Linked DNA regions of Homo sapiens: all the other regions are linked to region 3. The links are chromatin contacts, found by Hi-C or POLR2A ChIA-PET in ENCODE. All regions are on one chromosome and are shown on one strand. Each heading gives the region's core, a stretch centred on a gene start or an enhancer-like site at or near the end of the contact. The rest is flanking DNA. Distances are from core to core; before and after follow the strand shown. Region 1 overlaps STX2 (syntaxin 2). Region 2 holds the start of STX2 (syntaxin 2). Region 3 holds the start of RIMBP2 (RIMS binding protein 2).

Region 1 (3,735 bases), core at 452-2,951, 100 kb before region 3:
TTTTTGTATTTTTAGTAGACATGGGATTTCACCATATTGGCCAGGCTGGTCTTGAACTCTTGACTTTTGTGATCCACCTGCCTCGGCCTCCCAAAGTGCTGGGATTTCAGGCATGAGCCACCGTGCCCAGCCGTATCTACTTTAAATGTCATTTTCTCTGTTTGTTGTTGGTATATAGAAATACAATGATTTTTGCATATTGGCCTTGTACCCCTTGCCTAATCAGTTATTAATTCTGATATTCTCTGTAGCTTATGTTGGATTGTCTCTGTACCCAGTCATGTAATTGTGAATAAATAGTGACCGTTTTTTCCTTGCAGCTCTTATGCTTGTTAGTTTTAACTGATTTATTTAGCTGACCTCCAGTACAGTATTGAATAGAAGTGGTGATGGGGGCACATGTATTCTTGGTCTTGGAGGAAAGTTGCCAGCAAATACATTTTTTGTTGGAATATTACTTAGTGTAGCCGTACGTTGAAAAAATAAGAAAGTAGTATTAAATTGAAAAAGTGCATTTTAAAATTTTATGTATCTTGTAAAATAATATTCTGAGCCTCTGTTTATGCCCTCTCAGTGACTCAGAAGTGTGTTTCCCAAAATGTTTCTGGAGCCGCCGTCTCATGAGCTAGTCCGTGCAGCCAGGGTGCTGCCTGCGGCCAGATCTTTCCGGGGACCTCTTCGTGCCGTCGCCCAGCCCCTCTTGGGAAGTTGCAGTACCCGTAGAATAATCAAGGCTCTGAGAAGGCTTCCTAGAAGGAAGCCTGTTTAGCTTTGTTTAGTGTTTCACACATTTATTTGCCCGTAGGACCTTTTATGTAACATCTGTTAACATCATGCTTAATGCTTAGGGAAATTATATTTGAATAAGTATCCGCATTTTTTTTTGAATAATTTACCTCCAAAACATTTTTGCTGCCAAGTCATAGCAGAGAGAACTATTTTTTGAGTAAATTTAGAACTGTTACTGTTTCATGATAGTCCCTTTTGGGCTCTAAAGAAAACCATTGCTTTTTTGTGTTTTGTTTTGTGACAGAGTGTGAACCAAAATGTAGGCAGCAGCCTCCAGCCGCTTCCTTGGTCAGTCTTTAAAAAGCAAAATGCAGTGATTCCTCTCTCCCAGTGATGGGCCCGGGGTAACGCAGAGAGGGACAGGCTCTTGGCCTTCCCGCCTTGTTCCTAAAGGAAGAGGGGAGGGTGGGAGGGAGGAAGGGGGACTACTGTGCTCCGCCTCCCGCGTGTCTCCCTATTCTCGGGCAGGCGCTCTGCTTAGGTCCCGGTGAGCAGGGCGATCCCCGGGCTGCTGCCCTCCCGGAGGTCCCCCGTCAACCTCAGGACCCGGGGCAGGGCTGGGCACGGCGGCCGCCAGGTGGCGCCAGAGGCAGCCGGTCCTGGGCGGGTCCCCGGTCCCAGCACCGCCCGCGCCGCGCCACCTGCAGCCGCGGATCCCAGGGCAGAGAGGTGGACGAAGGACCTTTTACCTGCATTTTTCTTTTTTCACTTTCTACTTTTGTATTATTTCTTTTTTCTTTTGTATTAAAAGAGCGTCTTTGCAAAACGTAGAAATTTCAGGCCCTCCAAGACGCGGATCCAGCCCTGCAGGAGCATGAAGTGTGTGTGATTCTGGTTTGGGTTTTAGTGACGACGAGGCTGGGATTCCCCCTGCAGGACGGCGGGGATTTGATTCGCTCCTGCAGTCAGCCGTCAGCCTGGCTTGCACCCTGTGTTCGGGTGCGGTCGTCCTTGCGGCTGCGCACGCTCCCGTTTTCTCTGCTTCCTGTTCCCTCAGCCGTTCCCTGGGGCTCCGCTCCGAATGCGCTGGGGCAGCGTCTGCACCGTCTGCACCGTCTCCATCGTCTCCATCTCCAGCGCCGCCTGCTCCCGTGCATTCTGTGCTTTTCCGCGGGAAATCAGACTCATGGAGACCCGGCTCCTTGTGCGGAGGCCCCTGAGGCCCTGGAGGAAGCCGCGCCTCTGTGGCTCTGGATTCAGATCCTGTCCCACCGGTTATCCCTGTGTGGCCTTGGACGCATCACTTAACCTCTCCCGGGGCAGTTCCCACACGTGTGAAATGAGCTAGTGGTGGCATCTGCCTTCCAGTGCTGTTGTGATTCTTCCTCCCCCGCCCTCTCCCCCCCACCCTCCAGAGGAGTCTCCCTGTGTCGACCAGGCGAGAGTGCAGCTGCGTGATCTCAGCCCACTGCCACTGCAGGCTCAGCCTCCTGGGCTCAGACAGTCCTCCCACTGCAGCCTCCCGAGTAGCTGGGATTACAGGTTTATGCCACCACGCCCAGATAATTTTATATATATATATATATATATATATATATATATTTTTTTTTTTTTTTTGTAGAAACAGCGTTTCTCACTGTGTTACCCCTCTCCTGTCCCCTCCCCTGCAGGGCATGGGGACAGCTCACGGGGCCTTCTCCCTTCAGAAACGAAGCCGCGCGTACTCCCCGTAAGGAGCTGCGTGGCCAGGCTCCGGCATCCCCTCCCACTGCAGGGCCTTCCTGGGGAGTCTTGGCTCCGGGACCCCTGCCCTGCTTCAGCCCAGCTGCCCCCACCACAGGCTGGGACCACCCCACCCGAGGCCTTCCTGCCCTTGCGGTTCCTCTCCCCTTCCTTCTTACCTCCTTCAGTGAAGATTCGCTATTATCTGAAATTATCCTCAGTTTAGTATTATTCTCGAAGGATATTTTCACTGAGTAGAAGATTCTAGTTTAGAAGTTGTTTTCTTTCACCACTCTGAAGATTTAAAACATATTTTTCCAGTGTCTTTTGGCTTTACTTTTTTTTTTTGTCAGCTAATTAGAGCTTTTAAGATATTTGGTTTTTGGTCTTTGGTTTTAGCAGTTTTACTGTGAAGTTTTGAGATGTGGTTTTCGTTTTCTTTTTCCCTCTTCTTATAAGGCTTCTTGAGTCTTTGGACTGACGTTTTCTGGCTGTGTTTTTGAAAAACTTTGGCCATTACTTCTTCAAGTAGCATCCTTGCTCCGTTTTCTGTCATCTCTCTTTGCGGCTGGAATTGTATGTCTTTAGAGCGTTTCAGTGTATCCTTTCTGTCTCTCCTCTTTTGTTCTCTATTTTTCATCATTTTTTCTCTATATATTTTATTTTGAAAATGTTTTCCCTGACTTATCGTTTGATTTCTCTTCAGCGATTGTCTTTCAGGTCAGGGAATCTTTCTTCATCTATGGAATTATTTTTGGATTGGTTTTAACTCCTAGAATTCCACTTGGTTCCTTTTAATACTGTCCTATTCTCTGACAAAATTTATGATCTTACATTTTATCTCTTTGAATGTAATTGTTTTAACGTCTGTGTCTTGTAACTTTATTAGCTGGTGCCTCTGTGGATGGGTTAGTGTTGTCTCTTTTTGTTGGGTTTTCATTCATGTGTTTTTTTTTTTCTTTGTTTGCCTGGTTATTTTTGATTGAGTTTTGAGCTTTGTATTGGAATTATTTGCAGTAATAATTTGAGTCCTGAATGGTATTTTCTTTTTAAAGAGATGATTTATTTTTATTTCTGGCAGATGGCTAGAAGCACCAGCAATTCTGGATCTAATTTTAGGGATTGAGATGATTTAGACTGAGGCTTCAGCCCCTGCGAGGGCCAGCTTCCCACCTGACTGTTCCTCCTAGGGCATTGTCTCTCCAAGTCAGCACAGTTTTCTCAGCTTCTCTGCAGCTCAGCTGCCTTTTATGGAGTTGGCACATGCCCCCAGGTAAAAGTGGC
Region 2 (3,591 bases), core at 641-3,140, 120 kb before region 3:
GAAAGTTTTGAGGTTGGGCATGGTGGGCTCATGTCTGTGGTCCCTGTGCTTTTGGAGGCTGAGGTGGGAGGATTACTTGAGCCCAGGAGTTCAAGGCGGCAGTGGACTATGACCATGCCACTGCACTCCAGTCTGGGAGACAGAATAAGACTCTGTCTCAAACAAACAAACAAACAAACAAAAAGTTTTGGTTGCCAATTCAACACCATCCAGCTGCTGCCAATATTATCATATGTTTTTGAAAAATCCACTGGGAGAGAGGGAGAAACGAGGGAGGGCCCAGTATTTACCAGAGAGGGAGAATTAAAATGGTGGTGGCAGAGGCAAGAAGGCCGAAAGAAAAGCACTTGCCTGTTGCGGGGTCCAGGAGGCATTCTGGTGGGGAAGTTCAGGATATGGAGAGAAAAAACATATCTTTTTTTTTTTTTTGGAGACGGAGTCTCGCTTTACTGTCCAGGCTGGAGTGCAGTGGTGCGATCTTGGCTCACTGCAAGCTCCACCTCCCGGGTTCAAGCAATTCTCATGCATCAGCCTCCTGAGTAGCTGGGATTACAGGTGCCCGCCACCACACTCACCTGGACAACTGGCTGTCAAGACCTTCCATCGGGTAACAGAACCACATCACACCTAGAACCAAGTCCAAAACGTCCTGTTTTTTAATGTGTAGCCTGTTGCTCTCAAGCAGATTTCTTAGCGCTGCCTTCTGGTCAGACCAAAGCCACCTCCTCCAGGAGGCAGTAAAGACTTTAACCTTGTTTAAAAACAAATCTGGCCTTGCCTTCTCCTCCTGGAAGGCAATCTTTGTTTGCCTGGGAGTCTTCGGCTAGCCAGAGAGTAACAGTGTGATTTATGGTGGGGGCTTAGGGTTACATGGATATCACTTAACCAAGAGGCTGAGATCAAGCATGAAAGCAATCAAACAATCAATCAATCATGCACATGCAATGGAGCCCAGTAAACGTTCTGCACACTGTGGCTCAAGTGAGCTTCCCTGGCTGGCAGTACTTCGTGTGTAAGGCCACACATCAGTGCAGGGCAAGTAATGAGGCCTGACTACACAGGGAGAGGACCACGGGAGGACCTTGAAGCTGCACGCCGTAATCCCCAGACTCCCCCTCTGCCCTTCTTCCTTGGCTGATGTTAATCCGTATCATTTTCCTGCTAAGAAACCATAGTTGTGAGTACAGTAGTTTTTAGTGTATTCTGTGATTCCTTCTAGCAAATTATGGAACTTGAAGGTGGTTTTGGAAACCGCCAGAATTTGCCGTTGGTGTCAGAGGTGATAATGGTCTTGGGGACTGTTCCCCCAACCTGGGTAGTTCACCTAAGCTCCTGCACCTTCATGACGACCTCTCTGCCAGTTCCGTGCCCATGCCCTTACTTTCTTTTCTCATCTATCATTTATTTGTCTGTGTCTGTATTGCCTGTTTCTCCTGCCAGAATGGTATCCCAGGGCTGGGCCTGCGGACGCTCTTCCCGTTACCGCCCCCTGCCGTGTTATGCTCCGTAAGCATCATGTGTGGTACACGATCTCTTCTCCTTCATTCACACCCGAGGCTGCGCGTGGACCCTTAAAGAGAAGGTTCGGCATATGTATTACCCAAAGCTGCACCCAGCACATTCCGGGAGCTTTGCTCTTTTGTCACTATTCGTTGAATGCTCTATATTTTGATAAATAAAACAATGAGTGTGAAAGCATAAAAGCAGATCAAGGGACAAACAGCACGTGTAGCGGAACTGCCAGCCTGGGGCTCGGCCGGACCCCGCCCCTCCCCGCCTAGGCCCCGCCCCCAGGCCCCGCCCCTCCGGGCTCCCGCTGGAAAGCGCTGCCGCCGTGTGGGTGGGTGCGGGGCGCGGCGCGGGCCGGGCATGCGCAGAGCGCGCGGGGCGCGGTTGCCGTGGCAGCGCCGGCTCCAGGGAGGGCTGCTGGCGCCGGGCCGGGACCGCGGGGCCTGAGGCGGAGACCGGAGAGCCCGAGGCCCGGCCGGAGGCAGCTCGGGACAGGCTTGAGCGGCGGGGCGCGCTGCCCGGCCGGCGGGGATGCGGGACCGGCTGCCAGACCTGACGGCGGTGAGCGGCAGCCGCGGGTAGCGGTTCAGGCCCGGCCGGGGCGGCGTCTGGAGGGCGGGCGGGGGCTCGGGGCGTCTTGGGCGGGGCTCCGGGAGGGTCCCCAGGGCGGGGATCTCCGGCGTTCTGGGGCGGGGGCTGCGGGCAGGGTCTCAGGGAGTCCTGAGCGGGGACTGCTGGTGGGGTCCCCAGGGCGGGGGTCCCGGGAGTCCTAGGGTGGGGGCTCCGGGCGGGGTCCCCAGGGCTTCCTGGGCGGAGTCCTCAGGGCGGGTTGGGGCAGGAGGAGGGAGCGGGGAAGGTCCCGGCCTCGACCCCCTCTTCGAGCGTGGCTCCCTGTCCGTCACTCCGCTTGGCGGATTGTATCTGGCGCTTACCCAGCCGGAGCCCACTGGCCTAACTGTGGTCCGCCCCACGGGGTCCCCGCAGCTGGCGTCAGCCCCGGGGAGCAGGCCGGGTCCTCTTGGTCGCTGCTTTATCCCTGGGGCTTCACAAAGGACTGTGCACCAAGCGGGAGGCAACAGATGGGTGTGAAATGTGGGCACCTTAGAGTGCTGGGTGCTTGGGGTGGGGCGAGCGCGAACAGCAGCTTGTGTCTGATCTCCCAGTAGTTTGCTTTGGAAACTGGGACCGTGTGTTGACTCTGAACGCACCTTACGCGCCCAGCAGCCGGGCACACAGCAAGTTACTGTTTACTTTAGCAAGGGAAAAGCAGGTCACTAAAAATTTTGGAAGGATTTCGATGCATTCTACACGTGTAAAGGTGACAGGACTGTGCATGGTGCAGTGACAGCGGAATGATAGTGATGGTCGTGCACTTTCCAAGCTTGTCTAACCCAGGACGGCTTAGGCCAGCAGAAGTAGTTATGACTTTTTCCCTTTACAATACAGGTACTAATTCATGCTACGTGTGTGCACAGATAGAGCCTCTGGTCTCTAAATTGTTGGCAGCCTCAGAACAGGGGTGCTAAGGCCCACAGCCCTACGACACCCACTGCATGTAATGAATTATTCTCTCTCCTCTGCTGCTAGAATGGAGCTGTTATGTACCCCCGAGTGGGAGAATAGAGAAAAGAGCCACTTAAATCATTATCTGTGTTCTGTGGTTCAGATGAGGAGCTCTGGTTGAGAAAGGCAATGATTTCATCCTTAGGATCATGGAAATTATGCTTTATATTCATTCCAAGGAAGTTTCTTCACGGTGATTTTTCCTTTTTTATTAATGGACAAATATTCCCTGTGTTCCGCAGATCAATATCATCTTAAACACAGCAAATTATAGTTGTGTTGTCTTGCCCGATGGATTATCTTTCAGTGCCGTGTAGTAGGAGCTCAGGTATTTATTTAATGAAGAAAAGCTGTGGCTCACTCCTGTAATCCCAGCAGTCTGGGAGATCAGGGTGGGGGCATCACTTGAGCCCAGGTATTGGAGACCAGCTTGGGCAACACAGGGAGACACTGTTTCTCGAAAAAAATTAAAAAATTAGCAGGAGGCCAGTCGCAGTGGCTCATGCCTGTAATCCCAGC
Region 3 (3,750 bases), core at 97-2,596:
CTTGCAGCCAAATTCAGAGGCATATAATTCAGAAGCCTATCCGGGAGGCCAAAATGAGTCCTGACTGGGAAAACTCGCTGGACCCGTCTGCCACAGTGTTGAAAAAGTTGTCTTGGGAAGAGGTTTCCTCTGGCTGTCTAGGTTTGAGACCTTTGCGATTCCTTTAAGATCACAAGCAAAACCACGGTGATGGTAGGATGTGTTGGTTTTACTAAGGAGCCCATTTTTTAAAAAACTTGTAAAGTGAGCCTTAATTGGAGAAGCAACAGAAAGCACCTCGGGACAAGTCCTTCCTTTTTGTACAAAGGACCCGTGGTGAGCCCTTCCTTGGAATTCTCGTGTCCTACACTCGAGTCTTGTCCCTGCACAGGGCCATCATTAGTAGGAGCCCTCAGAGCCTCAATTAGGGTATGTGGAGCCCAAAATACCAAAGGGGCTTTCCTCCGCATGAGCTATCTTATTCAGCACCTTTCAGTAACAAGCCATGGGATTTTTACCCCAGGGAAGGAAGCAAGTGTGTGAAGTCCGTGCGTGTTTCCCAGGGTTTTTTCCCTCCTGCACCACCCGGTTGCTAGGTAGCGGGTATATCTGTGCCACCACCTGAAGTTCTGTGGGAAGGGGGAATCTGCGGGGCCACTGGAGGCTTGGGGTGGGGAGGGGAGCCGGACAGGAGAGCAAAGACCCAGGCAGCTTGGGTCGCTCCTCTTCATCACTTAATTCTGAGGGCGCTTGAGTTTCTGAGCTTCCTGGAGTAGAGCCCAGGGCAGCTTTTACTTTGATGTGCTGATCGGTTGCCTGTCGGTTGCAGGAGACCCCCGGCCTCCTGCAGGGAAGATCCTGTGCTGTTTTCCCAGGGATGGAGAGAAAAGCACCAACCCCAAGCCCCGCATGGCTGAGAGCTGTTTGCCTCCATCTCTGTCCGAGCTTTTCACCACAGCTCTGTGAAAGAAACTGGCAGTGAGGGGTATAGCCATCTTGGTGTGTGTATGCGCACGTGTGTGTGCATGTGTATTTGTGTGTGTGTGTGTGTGCGTTCAAACACTGACGTTTCAGAGGCTCTGGTTACTGCTGCATGGCGGATGATCCTCTCTCTCTCCCTCTCTCTCCCTCCCTCTCTCCCTCTCGACCTGCTTGCCTGCCTGCAGAAAACTAATGAATCATGTCTAGCTGAATGCAAGCAGTGCAGACACACCAATGCCCTGCAATGTTGACTGGGCGCCGCCTCTGCCTGCCTCTCGCTCCCTGTCTCTCCCTCTGCTGCTCCCTCCCTCCCTCTCTCCCTCTCCCCCTCCTCCCTCCCTCCTTCTCTCCCTCTCCCCCTCCTCCCTCCCTCCGTCTCGCCCCCAGTTTGTAATCTGACACAGTACACTGCAGTTGTCTCCGAGGTGAACCTCCGGAGCCTTGGCACAGCTCGCTTCTAAAGGTAGGCTGAGATTTATTTTTTTCTCCTAAAAATAGCTTCCCGTCTCCCCTCGCCTTTCTGCACCCGAGCTGCAGCGGCGTTGATCACAGGGGGTTAGCCGGAAACTCTTTGCCCAGACAAAGTTTATCTTGCAGCGGATGGAGAATGCCCTTCAGCGTGGGGTCCGGGGGCGCTGGGTGCGGGGAGCAGCGGCTCGCCCTGCTGGCATGTCGGTGCTGCTTGGAATTCAGGATCGTCTCGGAAGGGAAGGGCTGACGGGCTTCTTCCTGGGTGCCGGGTGTCAGCTGCAGGGGTGCTGTGGCTCTGTCATGGCCCCCACCCCAGGCTTTTAAGAAAGGCCCCTCCAGGCAAAGTTTGGCACCCGATGGACACGGCCCCGCTCGCCTGGGGAGTGCGCCCCAGGCTTCTCAGACAGCAGCGGCTCAGGGCCTGGACTTGTCTTCTTGGGGGCGGGGTGGAGGGGGGGAAGGGGACGTGGGACAAACACATCAGAGTCCCCAGCTCGGCTCAGGTGCAAATGCACAAAGCCCGCAGGCTGCGCCCAGGAATCTGTCAATTCACGTCCCATGGACTGACTTGAATAATGTGTTTGTCAAAACAGATGTTCCCCGGCAGAGTGTGTGCGTGCATGCGTGTGCCTGTGTGAGCAGTGTGCGCGGGCTGCTGGCCGGGGGCAGACTCTCCCAGTGGAAACCGTATTTCACCGGGAAAGGCAGCGCGTACGGGACCACCCGCCCAGGAGCTTAGGTCTGGGTAGGTCCAGGTGGGGGCCCGGACATCTGTCAGCAGAGGCCTCGGTGGAAGCAGCCTCCCTCCTGTCCCCGGGGAGCGCACGCTGGCTGAGGTCGGGGTGGCGGCTGGCCGGAGGGAGGGAGGACTGCTTCACCTCCCGGCCTGGTCACTGGCCCCGGGGGAGGCGGGGGTGCTGGCTCCGTGCCTGCGTGGCCTCTGGGTCCCTGGAGGTTCTTAGGGTGAGTGAGGAGGGAGGGAAGGGGACCCTGTCCAGCCCCATATTTCTCTCACGGAGGAGCCCTGAAGGAGACTCTGCTCACAAGGGTGAAAACCCCACTTCGTCCAGGGAAGGGAAATGTCACAGATGGAGCAGGCCTGAGAGGAGGGAGAGCGGCTCCCTCTGAAAATGGAAGATCGGTGGGAAGAGGAGGTGTCCGGGCTCTGGGCCCTGCGGCAGGCCAGGCTGCTGGGCTCTGAGCAGGAGTGGGCAGGGGAGGGGAGCTGGCGTGCAGGCTCACTCACCCGGTTTCTAAGGGGAACAGTGGGGGAAGGCTCTAAAAAATCACCACCTCCCCCACGCACATGGCCCCTCCCTGGCTCCCTCCCAGCCTTGCTGGGCTGTCCGGGAATCAGCTTCAGACTCATCCCCCGCTGGGCTGTGGGGTCTTGGCTTGTCCTGTGAGACATGATCCCAAGCTCCCAGTGGGATGGGCAGGGTCTGACCGGCTCCGGAGGTTCCCTGGGGGCACGGTGTGAGGGGAAGGCCGGCGGGCACCCCTTCTGCAGTGGGGGGTGGTGGGGCGTGCCTGGGGTCGAGGGCTGTGCCGTGGCCATATGGCAGCCGCCTGGGGCCCAGAGTGGAGCCCTTCCAGGTTATTTCAGGGAAGGCGCTGGCAGCGGCTATTCCCCCGTGCCCCTTCCTAGAGGATGGCAAACTGGGTCAGGGAGAGGGTGGCACTGCCCACGTGCCCGGGAGACAGGAAGATGCTGGCGCTATGGGGGCCGCCCCCCACGCAGGAGGCAGGCGCCACGCAGCCCTCCCCGGGGCATAGCAGCCGGCCTCCCCCATGCTGCAAGCCCGGCAGAGAACCCCAAGCCTGCAGAGTCCGGGGGTGGGCGTGGGTGGTGGAGAAGCCTCCCAGGTGAGGCCAGCGTGCAGCCGGGCTGAGAGCTCCTGGCCATGAAGATGAAAAGACAAGCGGTGGGCCCTACACTGTAGCTTTCAGTTTCATCTCTTTGGCCCCATGCACTGTTGGCGCCTGGAAGAGACCAGCATGTGCTCAGGGGGCGGGAGGAGAGGCAGGAGCTGGCTCTTTCCTGAGCTTGCTTCGCTTTCCATTTCAAATCCACCCCCTGCCACGTTTGTATTTTTGGAGTCTGGTTGAAGTTTTAATTGGAGCAGCGATTCTCACACGTTGGTGAGCGCTGGCATCCTGGCGGGTGGGTTAAGGGGCTACAAATCTCAGAACCTCTGATCCAGCAGGTCTGGGGAGGAGCCGGGAATCCGCATTCCCACGCAGTCCCAGGGGAGGTGGAGGCATCCAGGGACCCCACTTTGAGGATCCTTGAATACAGCGTGACCAGGAGGCGCTTTA

What was found. A loop is a pair of places that touch in the nucleus more often than their neighbours do. ChIA-PET counts read pairs that join two places held with the same protein, here RNA polymerase II (POLR2A). Pooled maps may share reads with other maps.
Region 1: a loop to region 3 is called in a pooled map, with 2.8 times the contacts of the local background. The contact joins the enhancer-like site here to the promoter of RIMBP2 in region 3. A Hi-C loop is called at or near these places in 1 of 37 single-sample maps with no recorded cell type and 2 of 50 pooled maps. POLR2A ChIA-PET finds 5 or more read pairs at or near these places in 1 of 52 experiments (Panc1).
Region 2: a loop to region 3 is called in a pooled map, with 2.0 times the contacts of the local background. The contact joins the promoter of STX2 here to the promoter of RIMBP2 in region 3. A Hi-C loop is called at or near these places in 1 of 50 pooled maps. POLR2A ChIA-PET finds 5 or more read pairs at or near these places in 2 of 52 experiments (AG04450 and Panc1).

Annotation. Positions count from the first base shown.
Region 1 is chr12:130,816,782-130,820,516 of GRCh38, reverse strand. All of the region lies in intron 3 of STX2 (syntaxin 2), which reads left to right. Among named protein-coding and RNA genes, the nearest start is that of STX2, 21 kb to the left of the region's middle. RefSeq lists a silencer at 1,227-1,466. Within about 2 kb of position 1,701, at least 20 of the 41 ENCODE cell types and tissues checked have a DNase peak (open chromatin) inside an H3K27ac peak, as active enhancers do.
Region 2 is chr12:130,837,549-130,841,139 of GRCh38, reverse strand. STX2 (syntaxin 2) reads left to right here and starts at 1,890. Exons shown (of 11, transcript NM_194356.4): 1 at 1,890-2,070. The coding sequence starts at 2,041. RefSeq lists silencers at 1,687-2,196, 2,267-2,326.
Region 3 is chr12:130,713,895-130,717,644 of GRCh38, reverse strand. It overlaps RIMBP2 (RIMS binding protein 2), which reads left to right and starts at 1,346. Exons shown (of 23, transcript NM_001393629.1): 1 at 1,346-1,423.